2 separate regions of the Homo sapiens genome follow, and region 1 is linked to region 2. A link is an interaction called in ENCODE POLR2A ChIA-PET data of the cell type or tissue named here. Cell type or tissue: GM12878. All regions are shown on one strand. Region 1 has its middle 7.1 kb from the start of SNHG4. Region 2 overlaps PAIP2 (poly(A) binding protein interacting protein 2).

Region 1 (2,500 bases), 82 kb before region 2:
TTCTTGGAACAGAAATTCCAGTGGGTTGGGCAATGAGATCCAGCAGCTGAAATGGAGATTGGAGGAGGGAAGAAGGAGGAGGAGAAAATAGAAAAGGAGGTGGCACAAGAGAGGAAGAAAGGAAAAGAAGAGCAAGGAAAATAAGAAGAAGAAACAAAAATGGTGGTGAAGGGAGAAAAGGACAACTAAACTAATCCCCTTTGCAAATAACTGTAGAAAAAAGGCAGGTCTGGCACGGTGGCTCACGCCTGTAATCCCAGCACTTTGGGAGGCCAAGGTGGGCAGATCACCTGAGGTTGGGAGCTCGAGACCAGCCTGACCATCACGGAGAAACCCCATCTCTACTAAAAATACAAAATTAGCCAGGTGTGGTAGCGCATGCCTGTAATCCCAGCTACTTGGGAGGCTGAGGCAGGAGAATTGCTTAAACCTGGGAGGCAGAGGTTGCCATGAGCCGAGATCACACCATTGTACTCCAGCCTGGGCAACGAAAGCGAAACTCCATCTCAAAAATAAATAAATAAATAAATAAATAAAGGCAGCCTGAGATCTCCTACGGATGGGGTGGGAGAGAGAATCCTAGAATCCTAGCGCTGCCTGCCGAGCCCTGCTTGTTCCTTTAAGTGTGACCTCTGCCAATTTCCGCAGTTGGAGCTCAGGCTTCCTTTTCAACTTCGAGGAATCTCTGATTGAAGATATTTCTTCCTTTTTTTTTTTTTTTTTTTTTTGCACTTGGTTGTTTTATTTCCTCAAAAAAAAATTAAATCGATATTTCTTCCTTATCAGAGAGGAGGAATCAGGTAAAACAAATCAGCAATTTCTTTCTTTTTTTTTTTCGAGACGGAGTCTCGCTCTGTTGCCCAGGCTGGAGTGCAAAGGCGCGATCTCTGCTCACCGCAAGCTCTGCCTCCCTGGTTCACGCCATTCTCCTGCCTCAGCCTCCTGAGTAGCTGGGACTACAGGCACGCGCCACCTCGCCCGGCTAAGTTTTTGTATTTTTAGTAGAGACGGGATTTCACCGTGTTAGCCAGGATGGTCTCGATCTCCTGACCTCGTGATCCGCCCACCTTGGCCTCCCAAAGTGCTGGGATTACAGGCGTCAGCCACCGCGCCCGGCCTCCAAATCAGCAATTTCTTAATTTAGTGTACTTATTAAGTGCCTGAAATGGCAGCTGCCATTTTTTTCCTTTCCTTTTGAGCAATAAGCCTTGGAAGCACGCCTGGCTTGGAAAAGGAAGAGGACCAGCAATTCCTCCTGAAAGGATTCCTTAGGCTAAGTGGGACATGAAGAGGCCATCAGGTTTATTCTTGACCTCCAGGTAGGCCTGCCCTGGGCCAGCCAAAACAGATGCTCTTAGAAAAGGAGATTTTGCAGCTCTCTCAGGCATCCACTTATATTTCTAGCCCTCATGGTGAGGAAGTCCTTTGTTATATCTCATTTCAGTCTTTTTCCTATAATTTCGGGGTTTTTTTTTTTGCCTTTCTCTTATCCCAGAATAAGACAGTGATCTGTCATAAGTTGCATGCATAGTGCAATGTATAGTAAACAATATAGAAACAACCCATTTCTCTGGTCGTATAATTGGTGAATATCACTTGAGACTCCTCATTTCCAGTCAATTGGGAGACTAGGCTTTATATTTATTTATCTATTTATCTTTATATCTCTACTTACTTATTTATTTAAATAAATAGAGACGAGGTCTCACTGTGTTGCCCAGGTTGGTTATTTATTTATTTTAAATTGTGGGATTCAAGTGTAGGATAGGGAAGTAATGGAAAGGAAGCAACATGCATTGAGTACCTGCCTGATCTCTTATATATGACATCTCATTTAATCCTCACGACAGCTCTAAAATATAGAGATTACTATTCCCATTTTATAGGTGATGGAACTGAGGCCAGAGGTCATGTACCTAAAAGTCAAACAGCTAACATGTAAGTGGTGGAGTCAGAATCAAATCCACATCTGACTCCTAGGTTCATGTTCTCTCTACCCAGGGAGCTTGTATATATCACACAGAAACCTAGGTCTTTAGTTTCCTTACATTGCTGTGAGATATTTGGTTTATTGTCCAATAAACATGCTGAGGTTCTGGCTATTTTACATGCCTATTTACTATTTGGTAAACTTAGCACCACAAAGATGCAAGTAACTCCATCAAGTGGATGCCTGAGAGAGCAGCAGAATCTCCTTTTCTTAAAGTATCTGTTTGAGCTGGGCCAGGGCAGGCCTACCTGGAGGCTTTCCTGTGACCAAATCTGAACTCACTCTACCTGATGTCCATTGTAATCTCCATAAAGGTAAGGACTATGTCTGTTTTATTTATCATTGTATCCCTCCTAGAGCCTAGCACAGGGCCTGCCACATGGCAGATACTCAATATTGGTTCAATGAATGAATGATGAAGTCAGACAAAGACTCTAAAAACAAGGTAAGAGAACCAACCTGACAAAGATTTAAAAGGGTCAATGTTTAGTTTAAAGAAGAAGCAAAGAA
Region 2 (2,500 bases):
AGGCAAGGTTTCACCATATTGGCCGGGCTTTTCTAGAACTCCTGACCTCAAATGATCCACCCACCTTGGCCTCCCAAAGTGGTGGGATTACAGGCCTGAGCCACCACGCCAGGCCATACAACATTTTTATTCAAACATGAAGGCAAAAGATGTTTTGTAGCATTAGGAGATACACCTAATGCTAAATGACGAGTTAATGGGTGCAGCACACCAGCATGGCACATGTATACATATGTAACTAACCTGCACATTGTGCACATGTACCCTAAAACTTAAAGTATAATAATAATTTTTAAAAAACTGTGGTACATCCATAAAAAAAAAAAAGATGTTTTGGACACTGGCTTAGAATGATAAATCCTCAGGTAGCCTTTTGAACTATTTTACAAAGATAGGAAGTTAGGGGAAGATGATGAATATAAGAAACAACTCGGCCAGTGTGGTGGCTCATATCTGTAATCCCAGCACTTCGGGAGGCCGAGGTGGGCGGATCACCTGAGTTCAGGAGTTCTAGACGAGCCTGGCCAACATAGTGAAACCCCATCTCTACTAAAAATACAGAAATTAGCCAGGCACAGGCATGGTGTTACACACTTGTAATTCCAGCTACTCAGGAGGCAGAGGTTGCAGTGACCCGAGATCGTGCAGCTGCACTTTAGCCTGGGCAACAGAGTGAGACTCCATGTCAAAAAAAAAAAAAAAAAAACTACGAGTGATGAATTTATTTATTTATTTATTTATATTTTTTGAGACAGGGTCTTGCTGTGTCACCCAGGCTGGGGTGCAGTGGCGTGATCTTGGCTCACTGCAGCCTCTGCCTCCCAGGCTCGAGCAATTCTCCTGCTTCAGCCTTCTGAGTAGCTGGGACAACAGGGGACCACCACCAAGCCTGGCTAATTTTTTTTTTTTTTTTTGAGACGGAGTCTCACTCTGTCGCCCAAGTTGGAGTGCAGTGGCGTAGTCTCAGCTGACTGCAAGCTCTGCCTCCCGGGTTCACGCCAATTTCCTGCCTCGGCCTCCTGAGTAGCTGGGACTACAGGTGCCTGCCACCATACTTGGCTAATTTTTTTTTGTATTTTTAGTAGAGATGGGGTTTCACCGTGTTAGCCAAGATGGTCTAGATCTCCTGACCCCATGATCTGCCCACCTCGGCCTCCCAAAGTGCTGGGATTACAGGCGTGAGCCACTGTGCCTGGCCACGCCCAGCTAATCTTTGTATCTTTTTTTTTTTTTTTTAAAGTCAGAGTTTCACTCTTATTGCTTAGGCTGAAGTGCAGGACACAGTCTTGGCTCACTGCAACCTCTGCCTCCCAGGTTCAAGCAATTCTCCTGCCTCAGCCTCCCCAGTAGCTGGGATTACAGGTGCCTGCCACCACACCCAGCTAATTTTTGTATTTTTAGTAGAGACGGTTTCGCCATGTTGGCCAGGCTAGTCTTGAACTCCTGACCTCAGGTGATCTGCCTGCCTCAGCCTCCCAAAGTGCTGGGATTACAAGCGTGAGCCACTGTGCATGGCCTGAGTGATGAATTTAGTAAAATATAAATGGATGATAATGTGTATTGTCAAGTATTCAATTCAAAAATTATTTTAAAACATAGTAAGAGAAAACCTAATAGTAGGAATCTACCAGTGCTAACTTCCACAAAACTGAAGATTGGGGAGGGAAGAAGTGTGTAAGTAAAATAATTTTAAAGGGCTTGCCTTGGCTCAGAGTAAGCATTGGGTTGGGTATATTGGAGAAGGAAAGGCATTCTAAATGGATGTATAGAGTTGTTTTTTGCTGTTGTTGTTGTTGTTGTTTTTCTCTGAGACGGAGTCTCGCTCTGTCGCCCAGGCTGGAGTACAGTGGTGTGATCTTAGCTCACTGCAACCTCCGCCTCCTGAGTTCAAGCAATTCTCCTGCCTCAGCTTCCTGACTAGCTAGAACTACAAGCTCACACCACCATGCCTGGCTAATTTTTGTATTTTTAGTAGATACCGGGTTTCGCCATGTTGGCCAGGATGGTCTCGATCTCCTGACCTTGTGATCCACGCGCCTCAGCCTCCCAAAGTGCTGGGATTACAGGCATGAGCCACTGCCTCCTGCCCTTGGAGTACATTTTTAATTGATAGGAAAATAGTTAAAGTTATTAAGTGTAGGAAAATAAACGCTATAGAAAAGAAATAGTTAATAGAACATTTGAAAAAGCATAAGAAAAGTAAACATGAAATTATTATGAAAGACATAAAACGAAACATCAGTTATCAAAAATGTTAATTCCTGGCTGGGCACAGTGTCTCACACCTGTAATTCCAGCACTTTGGGAGGCTGAGATAGGTGGATCACAAAGTCAAGAGATTGAGACCATCCTGGCCAACATGGTGAAACCCCGTTTCTACTAAAAATACAAAAGTTAGCTGGACATGGTGGCGTGCACCTGTGATCCCAGCTACTCGGGAGGCTGAGGCAGGAGAATCACTTGAACGCGGGAGGCAGAGGTTACAGTGATCCGAGATTGC

What was found. Peaks named below come from ENCODE experiments on the same cell type or tissue, not always from the same donor. Only the 100,000 strongest peaks of a DNase experiment are listed, where the experiment ranks them.
Region 1: POLR2A ChIA-PET joins it to region 2 with 6 read pairs; 23 of 35 experiments call an interaction of 5 or more read pairs at or near these places.

The regions. Positions count from the first base shown.
Region 1 is chr5:139,265,787-139,268,286 of GRCh38, forward strand. No RefSeq gene overlaps it. Among named protein-coding and RNA genes, the nearest start is that of SNHG4, 7.1 kb to the right of the region's middle. In GM12878, no CTCF peak of the experiment used is centred here; no DNase peak of the experiment used is centred here; H3K27ac peaks cover 358 bases.
Region 2 is chr5:139,347,459-139,349,958 of GRCh38, forward strand. The region is part of intron 1 of PAIP2 (poly(A) binding protein interacting protein 2); the gene reads left to right. Among named protein-coding and RNA genes, the nearest start is that of PAIP2, 6.9 kb to the left of the region's middle. In GM12878, no CTCF peak of the experiment used is centred here; no DNase peak of the experiment used is centred here.